Linked DNA regions of Homo sapiens: regions 2 and 3 are each linked to region 1. The links are chromatin loops, found by intact Hi-C in ENCODE. Cell type or tissue: endothelial cell of umbilical vein. All regions are shown on one strand.

Region 1 (8,000 bases):
TACCAGGAGTAAATCTAGGAAAATTAATTTTTCTGTTTTTAGGTGCTTCTAATACTGGGAAACCCTATTGGTTTCAAAGGGAACTTCTAGGTGAGACCATTTTTAGAGAACTTGTATTCCAGCAAGCAATTTTTTATGGAGCAGAGGAAGCATTTTTAATTATTATATATTCTAACCATATTATATAGCAATCAGATAAATTTAAAGTTATAGTCTGTTGATTAATAAATTCATGGTGGGTTGGCTATAATAGCAATTTTGCTTCAGTATCTAAGACAAAATTTGAATGATTTGAGAATGCATGATTTACCTCATAATGTGACACCCTTTTAATCAAAACACCCGAAGGCCAAATAATTAGATCTTGTATAAAACTTGGAAAGAAAACACCGTTGTATACCCCTACCCACCATTGAAATCTGTTTTTAGTTAATAAGGAAGTGGGAGTAAAATATTTGAGTGAGCCTATATATAGGCTCTCATGTATTAAAAGAAAAGCTATTTACAACTGATTTGTTGCTAAATAAAATCTTGGATGAACACTTTTAATTACTAAAAAGGTAAGGTTACAATAAACACAGGAAATATAAATGAATAAAGTGTGCACAGAGTCATGCTGCTTTCAGGACTATAAATAGCACCTCCATCTCTGCTACTATTATTAGCAAGTATGAACAAAAGAAGATGTCCAGAAATAGAAAGGGGAAGAGCATCTCCATGAGCCTTGTATTCCATGGCATAGGAAATGTTTCTAGCAAGCCCGTGAATTTAGAGGGTTAATTGATTTTTAGAAAGGACATTTCCATGCTGTCAATTTGCCAAGGAAATTCTTTTACCAGCATGTTTGTAAAATTGGCAGGCTGATGTTTCCTCTAGGTGACACAAGATGTGATGAAGAATTTTATCTTTACTTCCTTACGAAAATCAGCGTTGATTGCTTGCCTTTTTGTTAACTTATTTGGTTACTATTAGTTTGCATCTACAGAGGATCAGTTAACATAGTTGAAACTGGAAGAACTAGTGCATCGTGAACAGCCCTGAACCAAAAGTCAGGTTTCAGTTTCACCTGAGCCACTAATGTGCTCTATGACTTTGGTCAAAGCATTTACATACATATATATATATATATATATATATATTCCCCTTTATATATATATATATATATATATTCCCCTTTATATATATATATATATTCCCCTTTATATATATATATATATTCCCCTTTATATATATATGCGCACACATACTGCTGTCCCTTGATATCTGTGGGGGATTGGTTTCAGGACCTTCCACAGATATTAACATCTGAGAATGTTCAAGTCTCTGGTATAAAAATGGCACAGTATTTACATATAACCTCCCATGTACTTTAAATCATCTTAAAATTATAATACCTAAGAGAGTATAAGTAGTTGTTACACTGTATTGTTTAGGGAATAATGACAAAAAAGTCTGTACATGTTTAGTACAGACACAATTTGTTTTCCCCAAATACTTTTGATCCATGGTTGAATCCACGGATGTAGAAGATACAGAATCACAGATACGTAGGCCCCACTGAAACACACACACACACACCACACACACACACATATGCACACACATCTTCTCTGAGCCACAGTTTCTTGATTAATTAATATAGCAAACATATATGGAGCGCCTCAATATGCCAGGCACATTGCTAAGCAGCAGGGATACGAAGTCGGTTAAGATACCCAGTCCTTGCTTACTAGCCTCGCACTGCTGGGAGACAGACTTTTGAACCTGTAATTAGAATGGGCAATGGGTGTATAACAGAGACGATAGCTGTTATAAGAACACAGGGCAGAGCTTTTCTGTCTGTGGAGGGGGCACCAGGGAAAACTTTGCAGAGATGGTGCCATTTGAATCAACTCAATCTTAAAGAATTCCTCTTGAATTTTTCTTCAAGACTGATTTGGATGAAAATGGCTATACTTGGTCCTCGTGAGGAATCAATGACATAATAAAAGTATGCTAAAAAGCATAAAAAACAATATAAATAGTCTATTAGTAATGAAATGATTCATGGGCATGAATATTACAGATCTAGTTCTAATTTTTGATTGCCTGTTTATTAATGTTTTTTTCTTTTTGATAATGAATTATGAGTGCAGTTATTTGAGAACTGATTGTAAGACTGTAGTTAAAAGTGGGAGAGGCCAGGCACAGTGGCTCACACCTGAAATCCTAGCACTTTGGGAGGCTGAGGTGGGAGGATTCAAGACCAACATAGCAAGACCCTGTCTTTAATCTAAAAGAAAAGAAAAAAAAAAGAAAAAAAAACAAGAAAGAGAGAAAGAAAGAAGAAAAAGGGCCGGGTGCGGTGGGTCACGTCTGTAATCCCAGCACTTTGGGAGGCCGAGGCGGGCAGATCACAAGGTCAGGAGATCGAGACCATCCTTGCTAACACAGTGAAACTCCGTCTCTACTAAAAATACAAAAAATTAGCCAGGTTTGGTGGCGGGTGCCTGTAGTCCCAGCTACTCGGGAAGCTGAGGCAGGAGAATGGCGGGAACCCAGGAGGTGGAGCCTGCAGTGAGCCGAGATCACACCACTGCACTCCAGTCTGGGCGACAGGGCGAGAGTCCATCTCAAAAAAAAAAAAAAAAAAAACACGAGAGAAACACAAATCTCAAACACTTTAATTTTTTTTTTTTAAATCACTATGGACTGGAATTAAAAAAAAAACTTCTCCAAATATGGATATATTTTCCCATAAGTAGTCATGATAGACTGAATGATTATTTTTTAAATAGTTACATTTTTAGGGGTTTACACGTGAAATTATGAAGATATGGAATTTAGTAATAATTCTTTTTAAAAACATGTATTACTTATTTATAAACTATATGTGTATTCTGGTGAAAGATTGTCCTCTAGGAAAAATAAGTCTTAGAATTATTTCTCTCCAGTAGGAATTTATTATTGTCCTATCTTCAGCCAGACAGCTCTGTGGTAATTTCATTTGGTGATCTCTTTAATAAATATTTTTTGGAGTGCCTATTTTGTGTGATGCCAAATGAAGTAAACAGTGTTTTATGTAATATGTTCCAATATATATTTTTTAGAATGAACCATTTACCAAGTATACATAAGTCAGACATTGACTGCATATCCCACTGAACATTTCCATTAATATAAGTGGAAAAAGGAAAGCCGCTTTGCAAAAAAAGGAGGCTTTTTTGCTTCAGCAATATGCAAATTAATTTGAAGCATGCCAGTAGTTTTAATATAGGTTGATTCAGAATTACCATTGTGAATAACATTCACTTCTATTACTGCTTTTGTTAAAACTAAGCGCCAAAAAAGGAAGCCTCTTTGCTTCAGCAATATGCAAATTAATTTGGAGCATGCAAATAGTTGCAGCATGCAAGTAGTTTAGAATTAGACTTTCATTAAAACTAAGTGCCACACAGAGAAGAGGTGTAAAACAGAGTAGTAATCTGTTGCGTGCACTTGAAGGGTTCTTGAAAGACGTGCATAAACCGTTACCGTTGTAGCACAAGTTGAGCAGCAAAAGCCAAAGTCGCACATCTGTGTCTTGTCGCCACCTCTCCACTTATCCACTCATGCTGGCTTTTCTCCCAGCAGCTCTTTGCCCTCCTCCTTTTAACACTGTGGGCTGAGGTGAGGATGTTCTAGTCAAGAGTCTTTACGAGCCTTATATCGCCAGGCTTTCAGAAAATGTGAAGCATGGTAGTGTGAATTTAGAAAAAATAAAAGTGTGTATAAAAGCTCTTCTGTTTTCTTTTCTTTTTTTTTTGTTAAGAAACAATAGTGTTTATTTATCATGTTTTGCTTAGAATTCCTTTGGTATTCTGTTCTCTTGATTTTAACAAGAAGCTAAACTCAATAACATCTTTTAAAAACAAAACAATTTTCGGTTGAGGGTGGGTGAGGAAGTTATATGAAGATTGAGTGGGAACCTCAACCCAAGGACATAATAGACAAGAAACAGTTTTTTTCCTCCCCTTTCTTCAGAAGTAGTCTTCCGCATGGTTTAATGTGCTAACATAACCCCGGTTCCAATATTTCAAAAGATACAGAACTTCCCAGCATGATGATAAAGTTTTCCTGTGTTCCAATAATAAAACCTCAACGTACCAGTGATTTCCAGTTCCTTTGTGGCTCAGCAACTTGTGAAGACCAACTAAGTCCTAAGTACCCAGCCTGCAGTATCAGTGTGGGAGTCGGAAACAGATGTTCACGGGACAATGCCATTTGTTGTCACTGTCGATACTATGTGGCAACTTTCCCAAATGAAATTGTTTGTGGATGGAAAAGAATGTAAGCAGTGATTCATGCCCAGGAATTTTTTTTTTTTTTTGTCTGCAGGCTAACCGTATCTTATTTGTTTTAAATCGCAGAGCATTAGTGGATTAAAAATTTTAGGTTAACTTACTATTATAGTATCTTTTTCATTTTTTGTCCTGTACTTCTAAAAGGAGTGACTAATTTAGGTAGCTTACTGAGAATAGTAAATACCTTACTTGATTTGAGAATTCAAAAGCAGCTGACATCTTTTCAGATTTAGTGTTTTAACTATTGAGTAGGTACAGAGTTGCCATTTAAATGAACAGCATGACTTGCTTAGCATTTTTGTTAATAATTTGGAGGTTTGGAGAATTCAAAATAAACATTAAGTAGAAACATATTTTTTGGTAATAGGTGGCATTGCATGATCTTGGTTTGAGATTTTCATAAATATTACAAAGGAACTTCCACTAACTCACTCACTGTTAGAGATAATAGATTAATTTGTATAAATTAAATATTAATTATAGAGAAGTTTAAAATGTACTTAAAATGAATTTGATACAACAAAGCTACTTAAAAGTTAGGTAGACCATGTCATGTGACATGTATACAAACTATCCTTTTTCAAGAAAAAACCTAACAAGCGTTTAAGGCATAATATCTACTACTTTAGTGCCGTTTTTATAAAACATAAATTTTAATCTACAAATGAAAGTCTTTTAAACATTTATTCATACCAACAGATGCCTAAGGCCAGAATTATAAAATGTTTTATGTTGTTTTAAAAACATATGTATTTCTCATAATTAGGTTTCGGCATCACAGAAAAATTATTTTAAGGGTCATACAACAAAATCTGACTTTTAAACAACAGCCAAAGGAAAGATTGGTATCACATGTAGAGGAAGAGGTCCTTAATTAAGAAGCAAATTCCGGAGTTTCAGTAACTCATTTTCACTAGCTAATGTTTAATAAATTGTATTAGGTTAGTGCAAAATTAATTGCGGTTTTTGCCATTAAAACCACAATTAGGTTGGGCTGGGTGGCTCAAGCCTGTAATCCCAGCACATTGGGAGGCCAAGGCAGGTGGATCACCTAAGGTCAGGAGTTCAAGACCAGCCTGGCCAACATAGTGAAACCTCGTCTCTGCTAAAAATACAAAAATTAGCCAGGCATGGTGGTGGGTGCCTGTAATCCCAGCTACTCGGGAGGCTGAGGCAGGAGAATCGCTTGAACCTGGGAGGCGGAGGTTGCAGTGAGCCAAGATAGTGCTACTGCACTCCAGCCTGGGTGACAGAGCAAGACTTGGTCTCAAACAGAAACAAAAACAAACAAACTGGCAATTAATTTTGCATCAACTTAGTAGTTGTGTGGTTCCGTCTTCCTCGGACTTCTTTTTCTCATTTGCAAGATGGTACGTCAGTCTGGATGACCTTTAGGGCTCTCGCAGTTTTTGATTCTAGTTTAGGGCTTTGACTTCTGTTCTCTAGCAGTCACTGTTAACATTATTTGAGTATCTGATGATAGCTTGTACTAATTTTCCCAGAAAAATGCATAAAACAGAAATTTTGCATGCAATCCCAGGGCTTCATGGACTCATTGAAGCCTAGTGATAGTCCCAGGTAAAGAAGCTAGTTAAAGAAAGTTAGTATCCTCACGTTTCTGTGAAGATTCAAGCAAGCATTTCAAATTGCTCCAAACGTGGGCATCAGAACTTTCTGATTATTAAACAAAGTTGATTGTTTTTATTTTCTAACATATCTACGTTAGAAATTTGGCATTGATACCAGCACACTTGGAGAAGGCAAAAACACATGAGTTGGTCCACTAAAGACTTCAATAGCACTTGGAAAGAGATACTCGTGTGTGTTATGTATGGCATGTCAAGGGAAGTTACCTACATCCCAGCTACCTTGCTTTAGAACAGGAAAGGAATGAACTAAGGTGCACTTGCCTGTCTCAACCAGTGAATCAAGACTGATTGTTTGTAGTTATTTTAATTTATGAAAAATTCAAAATTTAATGCTACAGAAAAGACAATGGGCCTAGGGAGGACTATGTTAAAGTCTTGTTCATTTTCTAGACCCAACAGAGAATACTTGAATGCACAGAACAACTGAGGAAAATCATACTTTAAGTAACAAATACAAACTAGAAATTAATTCTTTCATAATTAAGACTATTTCAACTATTAATTTTCTTCCAATATACCCCTCTACTTTTTTTAGCCATTTATGGGTCATTCTACATTTTCTTAAGTTCTAATATGATCTGGAGAATGTCTTGGACTTCTTTAAAGTAACTTCATGCATGTGCTCTCATTAGATCCTTTATTTACTACCTTACTTTAATGTTATACATAATACATAATAAACATGTGAAATTCATTTTAATGAATAGTGTAAGCCTCAAAAAATTTACTTAACCACTTCTTTGACCTAGCAAATTTATAAGCGATAGTAAAACTTTCCTTTTACCTTTACAATAATAGCTTTTAAGTACTCAGGCTGACAAATTCTTCATGGACTCACTTTTATGTTTTTCAATTTCTATTAATTTCTCTGTATTAAAGTTGAATTAGATGGATTTATGTTGCCTATTCCTGGCATTCATAGCAACTATAAGGCATGATCAAGAAAACAGAAATTCTAATCCTCATGTTACAGAAATGGCCCCAATTCTACTTGACAGAAATGATTTCAATTAGGGAGTCTCTGGGCTACCTTTTCTGTTTCACCAGAACAAATGTTATTGATATAAGGGGAAATCCTTGGATACCATATAACCTGCTCACTCTATGGAGCAGAGTTACTTAGAGTGCTCCGAATCCCATCTTTGATCTCTGGCGATATTTTTCTCTGTTATGTCACTGAGGTCACCTGGCTCATGTGTGACAAACTGCCTGCATAAGTCACAGTGCCAGTGGCAGAGATTTGTAACCATGCCCCTGGTCCATTGCCTTTGAATTATTTCACAGGCCCGCTGCTTTACATTTACACTCTGTCGGAAGATGAACAGGGGAAGGGAGTAAAATCAAGGGCAGGGTCTCATCCTGAAGGACAAGGGGAAACAGGTGGAAGGTTAATGGCCCTGGAGCGATTCCACAAGCCTCTCAGGCTTGATATATGGGCCTGGGGCCTAAAACGGGCATTGGCTTTCAAAGATATATTATTTCATTTGAGGAGAGACATTCTGGAGTTCCTGCATTTGTCTGCTGATAGATGATCCTCTGTCCACAATTGGTTATGGCGTGTGAGTTTTCCTTGGGCCTGCTCCCATACATAAAAATTTTGCTGAGCTCTCCAACCTTTTGCATGCCTTTAGGAATGGGACCGGTGCAAGCCCACTGGCAGGCTGTTGGATTTTTTTGCTGCTATTTTAGTAGTTCCTTTTGAACCGTGAGGCAAGTGGGGAATGAAAGACACTTCTGTTCATTCATACATGACTTGATAAGGGTGGCCTTGTTATAAAAAAAAAAAATGGTGAAAGGGATGTTAGGAATCAAACATATGTGTCATTTTGGGAAGACAGGCTCAGTCCAAAATTTAGTCATTTGGGTTTCAAAAAGTTGCTTACATAAAAGCTAGATACTATCAAATAGCTTTTGACTTTATTACTGTTTTGCACTCCCCAGGCTTTTAGCAAATGGCTTACTCTATTTTTCTTTATTATTTCCAAAAAGTTTGAGGTGATTTGGAGAAAGAAGGAGAACAGACAGTTGG
Region 2 (8,000 bases), 160 kb after region 1:
CAGCTACTCAAGAGGCTGAGGCACGAGAATCGCTTGAACCCAGGAGGTGGAGGTTGCAGTGAGCCGAGATGGCACCACTGCACTCCAGCCTGGGTGACTGAGTGAGGCTCTGTCTCAAAAACAAACAAACAAACAAACAAACAAACAAAAAGGATCCATGTATTACATTATTAAGTGCAATTAACACATCTTGTAAAAACCCACCCCTTTACTCCATTCACACGGCACTATGCAATCCCCATAATAAGCTCTGTTCTCATTCAAATCCTGACCCTGGCTTAGGTGATTCCTCACCAAAATGCTGTCTTTTCATCCTTTGTCTGGCCAATTATTACTTGTACCTCAAGTCTCAAATTAGGCTTTGCTTACCCCAGGAAGCCTCTCTCAATAGTCCAGCGCTTGACGAGGGTAGATGATTTTCCTACAGCCCACTGCGCTTTTCCTTATCATACCATCTATCACCCTTCATCGTAAATGTCTGCTTCCTTCTCAAGCCCCCTCCCCAGGCTGAGGTTTCTTGGGGACAGGTACTCCATCTTTCTTACTACTATACACTCAGCACTTAACAGTGCTGGGCACATAGCAGACACACTCACTACATTTTTCTGGAATAAGTGAACATGATGTACTCAATTTTTAGTACATACAATGAGAGGAGTGGGGAATTATTCCTACACAAATAGCTGAACCTCGATTAAATTCTGCTCCCCGTCATCCAGCATGTTCCAGTTCCCTGTCCTCTCTCCATTCCTTAAAGAGACATGGCTGGCCTGGCGCGGAGGCTCACGCCTGTCATCCCAGCACTTTGGGAGGCCGAGGTGGGTGGATCACCTAAGGTCAGGAGTTCGAGACCAGCCTGGACAATATGATGAAACCCTGCCTTTACTAAAAATAAAAAAATTAGCCGGGCATGGTGGCACGCACCTGTAGTCCCAGCTACTCGGGAGGCTGAGGCAGAAGAATCTCTTGAACATGGAAGGCAGAGGTTGCAGTGAGCCAAGATTGCACCACTGCACTCCAGCCTGGGAGACAGAGAAAGACTCCATCTCAAAAAAAAAAAAAGAAAAAGAGAAAGAAAGAAAAAGGAAAAGAGAGACATGGCTCTTTCTTGCCTAAAATTTCATCCTCCAGGTCTTCATATGGCTGGATGTTTCTTGCCATTCATATCTCAGCTTAAAGGTCAGTGAGGCCTCCCCTGGCCTTTCAGTCTAAATGCGCTACCGAAGCATTGGGTATTGTTTCACCTGTCACACTTCTCTGCATGGCTCATATTACTACCTGATCTTTTATTTCTACATTTATTGTGTCACTCCACCATCATTAGAATGTTAGCTCAATGAGTGTAGAGGCTTCTCTGTCTTATTCACAGCCATGTCCCCAGAGCCTAAAACTTCATTGGCACATAGTAGACGCTGAATGAATGAATGAATGAATGAAGGATTGAAGTATCGAAAAATTTAAACAATTAAAAATCATGACCCAGCACTGTGGGAGGCCGAGGCAGGTGGATCGCTTGAGCTCAGGAGTTTGAGACCATCGTGGGCAACATGGAGGAACCTCATCTCTATTAAAAATAAAAAAAAAAATCCCCCAGGCTTGGTGGCATGCACCCGTAGTCCCAGCTACTCAGAGGCTGAGGTAGGAGATTTGCTTGAGCCCAAGTTCAAGACTGCAGTGAGCTATGACTATGCCACTGCACTCCAGTCTGGGTGACAGAGTAACACCCTGTCTCAAAAAAAAAAAAATTCATGAGGCCAGGTGTGGTGGCTTATGCCTATAATCCCAGCAGTCTGGGAGGCCAAGGCGGGAGGATCACTTGAGGCCAGGAGTTTGAGACCAACCAGGGCAATGAAGCAAGACCCCATTTCTACAAAAATTAAAATAATAAATAAATAAATAAAGTCATGAAAAATTCCAGACATGCTTAAAAATCAGCTAGAAAAACCACTAGGTTTACATGACACCTACTGATAATAACATTATTCACTTTGCATTCTTTTACACCCAAGTCACCCTGGAGTATACTAAGGCTGTTACACTCTGAAAGGAAGGAATAAACTCTAGGTGACATTCAGCAGCTGTCCAGGTGATGGCTGAGGAGCTGACCTGGTAGAAGGGGAGCACTCCTTGGAGAAAGGATCTTCTACCTGTACCTGAGCACATAAAGAAGTGAGGATCTACCCAAAGAAGCAAAAAGGAATCTCAATTCCTGACAAGGATCGATGTCTAGAATGGACAAGTTTCTTAGCAAGAAGAACTATGGAGAAGTTGAGTTCTTACAGGAGCCAAAAGGACTTGAGTTTTACCAGAGTATCTCAAATCAACCAACAGGTTCAGAAATTTGTACTCCTAGGTATTTCCTGGATTTTGTGAGACATAAATGCAATATCTAGATACATATGCCTTCCACTAGGGAGACATTAGAAACCTTTCTCCTCTTGGAACCTGTCCACAGGTTCCAAGACCTGGAGCAGCACCCAGGAGATACAATGGCATGAAACTCCTGCTCTGAGGACAATCTTTGATCAAGATTACAAAACACATCACTTTTGGAGCTTAAGAGGAAACCTTTTATCCCTCCAAAAGCATCCAAAACCCTTGAAAGTTACAAGGCACAGGAAAAGTCACTGTCACAACCCCTGAACTAGTAATGGTACAATTATAATTACCCATCCCAAGCTGAAATGAGTGATACTGCATGGACTGACCGGGGTTTGAATCCAGACTCCTCCACTTACTGTGTGAACTTGGCCAAGTTCCTTAACCTCTCAGAGCTACTATTTTTTCCATCGGTTATAAAATAATGGAATAATACTCTTTCAGGGTTATTGGCAGGGCTAAGTGAGCCAAGGTGTATCAGGCCCTTAGCAAAAGAGAAAAGGCTTAATCATTGGTGACTATTGTAATTATTGCTGTCATTTGTAAATAAAAGTGGTTGTTATAGATAAAAATATTGGAGACTAGAGAATTGTGGCTCAGAACTTTTAGTTATGTGAATCCATTTACAAAAGAGCTACCAAAGAATAGTTCAAAGTCCAAAGCTCAGATTGCTACATGCTAATTCTTTGCCATACCCCTTTTTGAGAAATCTCTTTGAAATTTTGGGTATATAAGCTAATATGGCATGTTATGAACAATATGTTATTGCTTCTCTAAAAGGAATTATATTGTATATCCGCAGGATGAGACTCACCACTCTTAGGCTATAATTAGTTCATGTCCATTAAATAGCAGTTGCACAACTTCCTAGTAATTTACTGGTAGCCTAAATTATAAGGCTGCTATTTGAAAATGTTTTTGCCTGAGTCATTTTTCCCTCTCAGTCTCACTTAAGTCTGGGTCTCTTAAACTAGAATAGGAATTAGCTGCTTTTTGCAGATCAGAGAACAGATTCTGAAATCATCCATATTACGATATCCTAAATTTCACCAAGGGAAAGAGAAAGTTTATGTGACAATCAAGAAAGATTATGGCAAACAAATTCACATGGAATTGGCTTTAACAAACCTTTTTCATACCTCCTCAGAAACAACAGTTGTAAGAAATATCATTAGTTTGTGTGTGTAAGAAATATTATTAGTTGGTGCATGACATTTCATGTTAAATTGATTATAAAGACATCGATTAGGTACAGTGTACACTGTTGAGCAATAAAATTTAAATCAATGACAGACGCTATCCAACAATCTTTAAAGAGAGCAGCATCACTTTTTAATAAGAAGAAAAAAAGGAATGCTAGGATTGATATCACTCTCAATGCCATTGCAAGAAAATACACTTTTGAAAATCTTAAAAAGATACATTAGGAAAGTGAAAAGCATAGCAATCATTCAAAAAAGAAATAGTATCATATAAAAATGAAATGTATTTGCATTTATTCAGAGAATCTAAAGCAAATCAATACTACATCAATTACAGGTACTAGAAATTGAACAGTAGCTGGTTAACAAAAGAGCATTTACACTATTCTTTAACATGGCATTGGACAACATCACCACAAGCACAACCTGAAAATTGAGTGAAAAGCAAACACACTGATTGTCCTATCTGATCTGCACCCATAAACTGTATCTGATGAATTTTAATGACATTAAAAAAACCGATGGGTAACAATATATTAACCCATCAGTGATAAGGGGCTGACTGGAGTCAAAGCCCCTGCACTTAAGGGTCAGACACCTGTTTAGAAAAATACCACTGAGATGGTCAAGAGGGGCCTTGTTCTCAATATTCTCCATCAACTCTGCCACACTTGTACAAGTTTCATTTACATTTTCTTATCCAATTACATCTTGCTCAATTCCTCACTACAATTTATAGCAAACTTTACAAAGCTTTTGACCTGTATCATCTTATTAAGCTTTTATGAAAAATCAATGGAGTTCCATCATCTCACGAGGCTCTTCCTCACACAGTTGTCAGTGTGAGTGGAGAAGTCTATTTATCCCCAAATCTGGAGAAGAGGTACTTATTTACAAGCTAGGCTCCAGTACGTAGGAAATTATTTTATTTTTCTAAAATACAACATTTTAAAGAATTGCAACCTTGTAAAAATGAGCCTGAAAGGAAAACAAAAACAGCCAGTTTTTAATCTTCTGTCTTTCTTTAATGTGCTCACGGGCTCTTCCCAGAATAACGCATCATTCTCTGGACCAAGAGAACTCAGGAAGCCGACATGCCGAGACAGCTGAGTCACTTGAGAAAAAGAGAGAGACCTGCCGATCGCCTCCAAGAAGAGAAAGAAACTGTCCTGGAGCCCAAGGGACATGCCATGCTGAGGAGCTCAGACACACACGCGCCTCCCTGCCTCACCCACCACTTCCTATGGAGGGCTTTTTTAAAGGTTCGCATTTTTAAGGAAGAAATGGCAGGCTGTCTCTTATTACTTTGCCAATCAACAACGTAAACCCTTCTCTTCCTCTGCTTCCTCTCCGAAAGGTACCGGATTGGGTTCCAGAAATTTTTAAAGAGAAAATTCAAGCCAATTTAATAATTGAGTCAAGAACTAGTTGTAGAGGCCCAGCTTCTCATCCTGCCCAGATTCACTGAATGGCAAATACTCCACACAGCACTGTTTTCCACCTGCTCCCCTGAGCCCAGGATCTGTGCATGAGGCCACCTCCGCCCGGACCCCTACACATGGCTGCCCTATGGGTTCCTCACACTCAGTTTGTCCAAACCTGACCTCGCCGTCATCTCCCCAGCCTCTCTCTACAGATAGTTCAGTGTTCTTACTGCCATTCCCCTGGTAACTTGGGCCAGAAATCTGAAAGCCAGCCTAGAATCCTCTTACCTTCCAAATGTTGCATGAATCTGTACCCTCTCTCCCCACCCTACTCCTGATCACCAATTCCATCTTTACAATCAACACAATAGCCCCCAAAATCTCTCCTACACTATCACAAATTGCTTCCCAACTGCTCTTTCTGCCTGCCTTCTTGGCCATATAAATGCATAATAGACTCTGATAATCTGGCTAGAAAATGTAATTCTGACCATACACTCGTCTCCACTGCAATCCTTCTGAAACTCCATCAGTATCAGTCACATTCAGCACAAGGCCCAGCTTTTGTGGGAAGCCAAACTTCTCAGTCATGGGCCTACAGCTGCCATTTCCTGAAAGCTCTGTATATACCAGGCCATGGGTTTTTGGTTTTCCACATAAAATGCTTCCCCACAAACATAGGGAATCATAGACTCCTTGCAAAAATGACTCCCTCTCGAATCCTAGGATTTGGAGACTTCAGTTTGGTTTCTGTTCAGATTGAAAATACAACAAATGACAAGGAACTCTGAAATCCACACAGTATCTTGCCTTTGCCAATAGCCTCTGCCTCCCCTTCAACTTTAAGAACTGTAGTGACCTATCAGAGGGAGAAGCAGAATGCCTAGAAACTCCACCAACATGTAAGCATCAACCTAAAGACTCTACAGGTGGCCAAGGCAAAGGCTCCAAGGAGATCAGAGAGTTAGGAAGACACAGCAGATCCTAAATAATGAGCTAATTTCCTCCTACAAAAATGCAGAAGAGCAGTGCTTAGGCACACATGTTGGTGGCAGTCAGACCTGGGTTCAAGTTCCCCTCTGCCATCTACTAAGTATGAGACCTTGAGCTACATAATCTGTGAGCCTTAGTCTTGTCACTTGTAAATGATGATGTTCCTAAGAGTGTAAAATTCTCAAAGGTTACTGGAAAGACTAAATAAGGACTTGACATCAAACCTAGCACAGAGAGCTCAATAAATGCAGGTATTACTAATATTGTAAACATATAAGCTCAATAAATGCAGTTATTACTCATATATTAGCACATGACCTAACAAGATTTCCTACAAGTTATCATGATTCGCTGTACTCAATAATACCCTTTTTTCTCGATGACCTATTTCTTATGTTACTTTTCTTTTCTTTCTTTTCCTTTTTCTTTTTCTTTTTTTTTTTTTCTGAGACAGGATCTTGCTTTGTCACCCATGCTAGAGTGCAGTGGCTCACTGAAGCCTCAAACTCCTGGGCTCAAGGAATCCTCCCACCTCAGCTTCCCAAGTAGATGAGACCACAGGCATGCACCACCACAACCAGCTAATTTTTTAAATTTTCTGTAGAAAAGCAGTCTTCCTATGTTGCCCAGGCTGGTCTCCAACTCCTGGGCTCAAGCAATCCTCCTGCTTCAACCTCCCAAAGTGCTAGAATTATGGACGTGAGCCACCTCACCCAGCCCCTGTGTTGATTTTCTCAACCCACTCTGTAGCATGCAAAATAACCCTGCTTGATATAACCAGAGAGTCAAACAAAAGTTAAGGTGCATTTTCCAAATGACCCAAGAATCTTTTTTCAAACACCCCTGAAGCTTGACTCTTTTCTGGATTCAGTCCTAGCCCTTCTTTTCTTCTCATGCTTCACGGTGTCTTTGGGAAGCTCATCCACTTCCACAGTATGGTGTGCCTTGTGAGTTAGCTATCTTTTTCCTTTTCCTGACAGAATGTCAGTTCTCATTCAACCGTCCATCTCTCCCTCATGTGCCTAGAACAGTGGGCCCACCCAGAGCTTGGGAGGTGGGCCTGGTCTTAGGCTAATTTGTCTTCTTTGCCAGTGACAGGTTCAGGAACCGCAGTGATCTGTTGACCCAGTAAATTGATTCAGAAATGGGCATGGGACCCATGGTCAGTGTCCTGGAAAAGGCTTCTGTGCATTGTTCTTTTAAGAGAGACATTTCAAAATATGGTCTCTTTTCTGGGGGGCATTGTTGAATGCACCCATTGATGAGGCGTGGAGCTAATGGAACCATCAGCCCCCAGTCAGAGGAGAAGGCAACACAGAGAAGGCATGCAGAGGCCAGAGGACATCAGAAAAGCAAGGCTGGAGCCCCAAGTGAAATAAGACTGACCACCACCTTACCTCTGGTGCCCTTTAATTTTTCTGAGCTGATAAATCTCTTCTGTTTTTTGGGTTGTATTTCTGCAATTACTTGCGGTCCAAAGTACTCTGATGCATATGGCTTCAATTGCCACCCATAGCTGATGAGTTCAAATTTATATCTCCAGCAAGAACCGTTTTCCTAAGCTTCAATCCCATATGCCAGATACTAAGTGACAAAGCACCAACACTTCAAAGAGAAACTGAGCTCAGTGTCTTTCTTCAAAAACCTGCTCCCGCTCCTACATTCTCTATCTCAGTTGATTACCACCACCACCCACCCAGAAACCCTAGCCAGAATCCTAGGAGCCAGCTGTGACCCTTCCTCTCTTGCAGTAGATCTTCTCCCTGCCACCCCCCACCACGTCCAGTGGATCACCAGATCCTGCTGCTTGTACCTTCTACATCACTAATCCATTGTTACCATCTCTTCCCATCCTCATTGCCGTTGCCTTAGTAATATCCTCATCATTTCTCCCCTGGATTAATACAAAAGGGTAATCCATTTCCCCACCCCAGCTTCTCACCATCCAATCCAGAGTTATAACAACAGAATTCTTGAACATGTGTGCCAGGCACTATTAAAG
Region 3 (8,000 bases), 100 kb after region 1:
TGTAAATTATGTGACTTGTAGCTTCCTCTGGTTTTCAAGTAAACTCAACAAGGTGGAGTCTTACCTGGTTTTCCTTTCCAAGCATTGTAAATTGTATACCAAAGATATTAGTTATTACTTCTGTGTGTACAAAGAGGATTATTTTATTATGTTTATTAATCACCTCTAATACTCATCCACATGAAGGGTACACATTAGGTAAGCTGGGCGTTGACTCATGCGCAGTCTCAGTCACCCGTGTTATCTTCGTGGCTCAAAGGACAATGCAAAATCGCCGATCAGAGCTCATACCCAAAGCATTACAGAGAACAGCAGCATCATTGCCCTCCCCAGCTGAAAAACAAGTTGGCTAGAAGATACATGGAGAGGAATGGTGTGGTCAACAGTTAATGAAACGGTTCTATCATGCATGTGTAATGTGGATGGAGACAATTATAAGATTTGACTATAACTATTTGGAGGGTCTTTAACATTGCCAAAAAAACAAATATGTTGATTTTTATTTTATTTTATTTTTTATTTTAAGAGGCGGGATCTTGATCTCACATGTTGCCCAGGCTGGCCTTGAACTCCTGGGCTCAAGCATTCCTCCTGCCTCAGCCTCCCCCATAGCTGGGACTAGGGGTGCATGCCAGCATACCTGGCTACGTTGACTCTTAAAATCTATGTTCTCTTATTTTAAAGATACAGTGCTCCCCACTGAAAATTAAACCTAAAAAATGTCACATATTGGTATGTTGTTAACCTGGTAGATTAAATCATGAGAATGATTAGAAAGACGGGCAACACAGCGGGTTACATCCACACTGCTGATCACACCAACGACAGGAGCTGATAAGCAAGAAAGCGTCACAGCCAGCGTCTGTTCACCCAAGGTTGACAAGTGAAGTTTCTCTAATGTTGATTGTTAGCCGATTTGTAACCTGGCATTTACTTAGCAACTGCCTTATCAATTACAGGATTTGCCGGTAAAAGCAGACTCAAATATAAAGGTTTTTGGCTTAACTTGGTTTATTATAGTTGCTCTATGTTTGTAAACAGACAATCTCTAATGTCTGATTATTTGTATCACAGATCTGCAGCTGCCTTGGACTTGAATCCATGCAATGTTTAGAGTGTGAAGTCAGTTACTTGTTGATGTTTTCTTACTGTATCAATGAAATACATATTGTCATGTCAGTTCTTGCCAGGAACTTCTCAACAAAATGGAATTTTTTTTTTCAGTATTTCAATAAATATTGATATGCCCAGCCTGATAATTTTTAAAAGTTTTTATGTTGTCCTCATTCTATCGGATACTAAAGCTTCTAAATAAGAGACTTGACTAGGAGTGAAATCAAAAGAATCCCACAGGAATAGATACTTTTCCCTTTAGATAACTTCTAGAGTGGTTGGCTGTCCTTCCATGGATACCTGAAGCATTAAATTCAATCTGAGCATCATCTCTACATGTGAAACAAAGTATTTTATATCATTTACTGTTATAATCAATAAGCAGAAAAATCTTAATAGCATCTCACTTTTTTGTAGAGCTTATGTTGTCCTGATAACTTTCCCAAGTGCTTTCTTAATTCACTTGGTCCTCAGAACAGATCCAGGAGGTATTATTATTCTCATATTAAAGCCCCTTGCACAAAAGGATTTGATACACTAGTCAGAGGAGTAGCGGGAATTTGAACCTAGGCAGTTTGACTCCAGAATCAACACTCTTAAACACTACACCATTCTGTCTCTAGACCAGGAGGACACTTCAGATTTGCTTCAAAAGGCAAAGATAGGCCGGGCGCGGTGGCTCACGCCTGTAATCCCAGCACTTTGGGAGGCCGAGGCGGGCAGATCACCTGAGGTTGGGAGTTCAAGACCAGCCTGACCAACATGGAGAAACCTCGTCTCTACTAAAAATACAAAATTAACCGGGCATGGTGGCACATGCCTGTAGTTTCAGCTATTTGGGAGGCTGAGGCAGGAGAATCCCTTGAACTCGGGAGGCAGAGGTTGCGGTGAGCTGAGATCGCGCCATTGCACTCCAGCCTGGGCAACAAGAGCAAAACTCAGTCAAAAAAAAAAAAAAGGCAAAGATATTGGAGAAAATCAGACATCAGGTCACCTCAAAGTATATAGATATTTATCAATAACCCAAACATAAAGCCTTTATACTTTATGGATGTTAAGCCTAAAAAGTAAGATGCCCATGTTCTAGAAATTAGCCTCCTTCAGTACCATTGTGGCTTTGCAGATGTTTAAGGCAATAAAATAACTATGAAATCCATTTTCAAAATTAATAAAACCTCTATTACAAAATAGTGTAACAGCCACAAAACACTTAACAATGTTTAGGAAACATTACGGTCCAGCCTCCCACTTTACACTCCACCCTTCCCATCCCTACTCTGGGCCAAGATAAGCAGGAAGTGCTCATTCTTTCCCAAGCAGATGCCAATTTTTCTTAGGATCCTACAAAAAGATACCATGGAGTCCAACCCAAAATACTGCACTTAGAGTCCAGTGAGTATGAAACTTAAACTTATTTTATTTTTATTTTTATTTTTGCCCAGGCTGGAGTGCAGTGGCACGATCTCAGTTCATCAACCTCTGCCTCCAAAGCTCAAGCAATTCTCCCACCTCCACCTCCCGAGTAGCTGGAACCACAGGCATGCACCACCACACTCAGCTAATTTTTTATTTTTTGTAGAGATGAGGTCTTCTTATATTGCCCAGGTTGGTCTCGAACTCCTGGGCTCAAGTGATCCTTCTGCCTTGGCCTCCCAAAGTGCTGGGATGACAGGCATGAGCCACTGTCCCTGGCCAAAACTAAGATTTTTAAGCAACTAAATAGCGGGCTACAAAACGCATCCCCCTTTTCAACCTGTAACTAGAAAGAACTTTTTAAATTATTCTTGCTGACATTCCATGAAATATGAAAATACATATTCATATTTAAATGAACTATAATTATCATACAGAACAGTGTAGAATTTGATAAATATTTACATATGTATACATCCAGGTAATCATCACACAGGTCAAGCAAGATAAAGCACATGGATTTTAAAAAATGTTTTTATAAGCGGTTATATACTTTAAAAAAAAAAAATTGGTGGAGAGAGCGTTTCTCCAAAGCCCAACCTGGCAATTGGCAGGGCTCATTCTGATGAGTACAGAGGCCTCCCTTCCACGCACGGAGATGCTAAATCCATCAGCATGAGGCAGCCTCTAAGAAAAACCGGCCCATGCTGATATGCATTTGATTGTTATATCTGATATTCAAAATAACTTTGAAGAGGTTCGTACTTTTAACTAAGTTTGACGTTCAGTTTGAAGCCATCTCTGATGTATATTTTTATGAGAAACATGTGGAAAGTTTGTTCAACATAACGCAGGTCAAAATGCTACAATACTTAGTGATTTTGACATTTCCCTGGAATAATAAAGACCAATTTTCCTTAACACTGAACAGGAAGTGTATAGTTTAGTCACTCAAAATAAATATTCTTGCAATGCTTTATTGCTGTTTCATGTAGGCATTTGTTTTATGTTAAGTTAGGAATTAATAATTCAGTGACTAACAGACTGTGATTGTGGTTTTGTTTGTAGAAAAGCTAAGAACCAATCTAAGAAACATTGTATGTTTGTTGCTGGAAAAGAGAGAAAGGGGCAAAGGGGGATGAAATTAGACTAATTGCTGAGTATTCCCTTGAGTGAGTTTGAAACTAAACTATCAAGAAGGGAGGAGGCTTGAAAGCACTGGAGTCTCCATGCCCTTCCTGAGTTGATGGGAGCACAGATCAGACCTGAGTCGGCCCCAGAAGGCACTGGGGATCCTGGTCCAAGCTCCATAGACACCAGATCAGATCCCAGACTGTTCTTAGGATCATGTTAGTCACAGCCAAGGAGAGACAGGAGTTGTCCTTCCAAGGAGACAAGGTGTGGATGCCTGATTCGTGTCTAACTTTTACTTTGCAGAGCACGCCCACTCTCTCGTCTCACCTGACCCAGCAGCAGCCCCCTGTCCTCGGTGGGCTTGGGCACCCTACCCCTCAGAGTGTGAAGCCCAGCCCAGGGAGCTATGCGTGGGCTGGGGCCTCTCAGTACTTTAGTAACAGGAATTGAAGTCCCTCCCGCTCCCCTGCCACCATGGACATCTCCCGCACGGAAGCCGTCACAGGCTGTTCTTCCTCACCTCTCCTTCTTCCCACATGGCCTCAGTATCCAAGCCCTACCAGTTACTTTTCCTATTTTTCTCCCCAGTCAGTCTCCCCCTTCCTTCCTTGCAGATTTGGAGCAGGCCTTTGGCATTTCTTGCCTTGAATTATGCACTAGCCTCTGGGCTGATCTGCTATCAATCTGAACATACCCCAAACCTCACTCCATAGAGCACCCAGAGCCATCTCCCTAATTCAAAGCTGATAATGTCATTCGCTCACTTACAGTCCTCCAATGCCTGGTATTTTCAGGAAAAAGTCAACTCCTACTATGGCATCCAGGTCTTTCCTGGCACAGCCTCTGCCTACCTTCCCAGCCTCTGCCTGCCTCCCAGCCTCCCCTTCCAGCCTCCTTTCCAGGCCCACTGGTGTATCAACCACACCATGAGCACAGCCTGCTCCTTCCTGTTCACTGTTCTCCAATGGTCTAGCCAAAAAAAACCAGGCTTAGAGAAGCCAAGGCAAGGAGGCTGCCCCTCCCCATCCAGTACACCCCCATCTCTGGGGCCCCCAGATGTCTGATGTTCATTATGCTCTGGTCTCATTGTGTTTGTTTCCCAGGGTGGCCCTTCTAAACTGTGAGCGAAAGGTCAAGAGCAGTGACTCAGTCATTTATAAACCACTGGCCCAGTGCCTGGCATAGAGCAGGCACGGCACATGATTTCCACAAAAGAATCGAAGTTTCCCGAGTTGTGGACCATACTGCTCCCCAGTGGTCTCCTTGACTTGACCATGTACATCTTCATGGGGCCCAGACTGGGATAATCCAGTGTCCATCCAATATGCTCTTCTATCTCACCCTGTATCACAAACATATTTTATGTTTGCTTCAGGGGTGATTCACATGTGTGACTGCATGTCAGCTCCCACTCTAAGTATGTTGTTCATCCAAAAACTAGACAGTGAAAGTGGCATCACGCCATTCATATGAAATGTTTAGCGTCATTACACAACATCAGAAGAAAGAGCTGCGAAGGGGATTAGAACTGTGCTTTGTGGCTCAGAGAGTAGAAACCCGTAAGGTAGGTAAATATTTTGAAGGGGAAGATTTTGACACAATGTGGAAAAAGAAAGCTTAATGGTCAAAGCTGTCCAAAAATGGAACTAACTATATTAGAGGCTGGTGACCTCCTAGGAACTGCTCCACCTGAGGCTGGACCTGACAACAGTGTTGGGGATGTGACTCCTACATGGAGTGGCTGGGTAATGTTTAATGACCCTCCAGAACTGACAGTCTAAGATTCCAGCAGGGCCAACAAAACAGACAGGTCTAAACCTTCAGGAAGGTCCTCTTTGCTCACTTCTCCCCGCAGGGAAGATTTGCTTGTGCTATTAGAGTCTGCTAGAATGGCGAGATACTGAGAGGCACAATCCAACCAACTCCAGAGACCTAAGTATATAAGGGAGAAATTCATGAAGCTTGTTTTAGTATTTATTTATGATGCATGAGAAAAATCACAGCCTGCCAAACATGTTAGACCAATTCATGTTTACAAACAGGAAAGAGTTAGCATTCTGAAAATGTGTCTACCTTTTGGAAAAATTGTATTCCTGTCTTTGCCTCTGCTTCTCCAGTATCTGATATGTAGTGGGAAGAAGCTCATGGTCAAGGTGCTGGTTCCCACATGCATATACCTCCTCTGTGTGAGGGTCAAAAACATTCTCTGGTTAGATGATGTCACCTAGGAACATTGCTGGTGCTTGTCCTCCCAGCCCTTCCTCACAGCTCACCCCACCATCTGATGAAAGACAGCCAATTGAAAAAGTTGCACTGGGCTGGGCGCGGTGGCTCATGCCTGTAATCCTAGCACTTTGGGAGGCTGAGGAGGGTGGATTACCTAGGGTCAAGAGTTTGAGACCAGCCTGACCAATATGGTGAAACCTCGTCTATACTAAAAATACAAAAATTAACCAGGCATGGTGGCATGCACCTGTAGTCCCAGCTACTGGAGAGGCTGAGACAGGAGAATTGCTCGAACCCAGCAGGCAGAGACTGCAGTGAGCCGAGATCGCGCCACTGCACTCCAGCCTGGGCAACAGTGCAAGACTCCATCTCAAAAAAAAAAAAAAAAAGAAAAGAAAAGAAAAAGTTGCACTGGAGAAACCCAGAACATCCATAAAAATGTCTTAATATTTTTATTAATTTTATTTGTATTAATTAGTTGAATAAAAACAATGTATCCCATATCCAATATTTCTCACTTGAGAAATATTAATTGTTCCAGGCAATGATCTAGTTGAGGAAATGACCCAAAGAACACATACTAGAGAGATTTCATGAAAATAATAGCATCTATGTTTAAGCACTACGTGCTGAGTTTTGAGTGCGATATGCTATGGCAGACAGTTATCTCCCCAAAATGTATCCTCTCTTTTTTTCCTGGACACACAGCTGCCCAGCTGAAGACTATATTTTCCGGCTTCCTTTGTAGTGAGGCACGACCAAGTGAGTAAGATGGGGCTGTGGCAATGGGATGTGAGCTGAAGTGACAAGCATACCTTTTCAGTCTTCTCCATCGGTAAAAGCGAGTCACTTTCCTTAGTCGTTGGCGCCTAGCCCTTTCCCTGGCTGGACCCGAGGTGCAGACAGCAATCCAAGATGACCAGTGATTGAAGAGCAACAAGAAAGCTGTAACCTTGGGTCCCTGAATGGCCTGGTAGTGTCCACAGACCAGCCTCAAGTGACAGAGAAATAAACTGCTCTCTTATTTAAGCCACTATATCTTGGGGTCTCTTTATTTCCAAAGCTTAGCATTTACCTTAATATGCAAACATGATTTCATTTAATCCTCATAACGACCCCTTCTTGTGACTATGAAAACTGAAACTTACAGACGTACATAACTTGTTCAAAGTCCTGCAGTTAGAAAGTGACAGAGTGAGGGTTCAAAAACAGTTCTGATTCTAAACCTCAGGAGTTCGGAACCTGAACCACTTAGCTACAGTGTCTTCCTGAAAGCACACACCAAGGTGTCCTGTAGAGTCAACATTCACTCCAACAACTGAGCATTTTCTTTAGGACCTAAAAGAAGCAGGCTGGGCATGGTGGTTCATGCCTGTAATCCCAGAACTTTGGGAGGCTGAGGTGGGCAGATTACCTGAGGTCAGGAGTTCGAGACCAGCCTGGCCAACATGGCAAAACCCCATCTCTACTAAAAACACAAAAATTAGCCAGGTGTGGTGGCACATGCCTATAATCCCAGACACTTGGGAGACTAAGGCAGGAGAATCACTTGAACCCAGGAGGCGGAGGTTGCAGTGAGCCAAGATCACACCACTGCACTCCACCCTGGGCAACAGAGTGAGACTCTGTCTCAAAAAAATAATAATAACAAATTAAAAAGAAAAGAAGCAATAGTGACAGATACATTTCTAATAATTGCAACACCAAATAACTAGAAATTTTCTTGACCTTAACAAGAGCCTAGACAAGCACAGTTATAACCACAGACATCCAAAACAAGGGTCAGCTGCTCAGTGCCGTGGGAGCATTGACAACACAGACATTCTATGAGTCTTACATAAATGAGAATTTTGAGGTGGTGACCTTTATTTTCTATACCACCTCAACGGGAAACATTGGCATAACCACCACTTATTAGCCCTGACTATGTTGTAACTATAAGAGCTATACTAATTTTTATACCTTGGTTTGATTAGTAGTTTCCCTGTTTATTTTATCACAAAATCACTTGAGCCATGTTCTCTATACATTAATTATTACAGACTACACAAATAGAAAGCAATTATGTTAGAAGAGAAAACATGTTGTGTCGATCATTTCTGCTCACATTACTT

The links. Peaks named below come from ENCODE experiments on the same cell type or tissue, not always from the same donor. Only the 100,000 strongest peaks of a DNase experiment are listed, where the experiment ranks them.
Region 2: it touches region 1 in a loop (5-fold over the local background); 3 of 110 quality-filtered maps call a loop at or near these places.
Region 3: a loop joins it to region 1, with 9 times the contacts of the local background. A loop is called at or near these places in 3 of 110 quality-filtered maps.

The regions. Positions count from the first base shown.
Region 1 is chr1:200,072,123-200,080,122 of GRCh38, forward strand. The region is part of intron 5 of NR5A2 (nuclear receptor subfamily 5 group A member 2); the gene reads left to right. Among named protein-coding and RNA genes, the nearest start is that of NR5A2, 48 kb to the left of the region's middle. RefSeq lists an enhancer at 394-967. In endothelial cell of umbilical vein, no CTCF peak of the experiment used is centred here; DNase peaks (open chromatin) are centred at 769 and 4,219; H3K27ac peaks cover 3,467 bases.
Region 2 is chr1:200,228,876-200,236,875 of GRCh38, forward strand. No RefSeq gene overlaps it. Among named protein-coding and RNA genes, the nearest start is that of LINC00862, 140 kb to the right of the region's middle. In endothelial cell of umbilical vein, no CTCF peak of the experiment used is centred here; a DNase peak (open chromatin) is centred at 3,156.
Region 3 is chr1:200,176,157-200,184,156 of GRCh38, forward strand. It overlaps NR5A2 (nuclear receptor subfamily 5 group A member 2), which reads left to right. Exons shown (of 8, transcript NM_205860.3): 8 at 1-1,259. Among named protein-coding and RNA genes, the nearest start is that of NR5A2, 150 kb to the left of the region's middle. In endothelial cell of umbilical vein, no CTCF peak of the experiment used is centred here; DNase peaks (open chromatin) are centred at 2,385, 3,375 and 4,795; H3K27ac peaks cover 2,118 bases.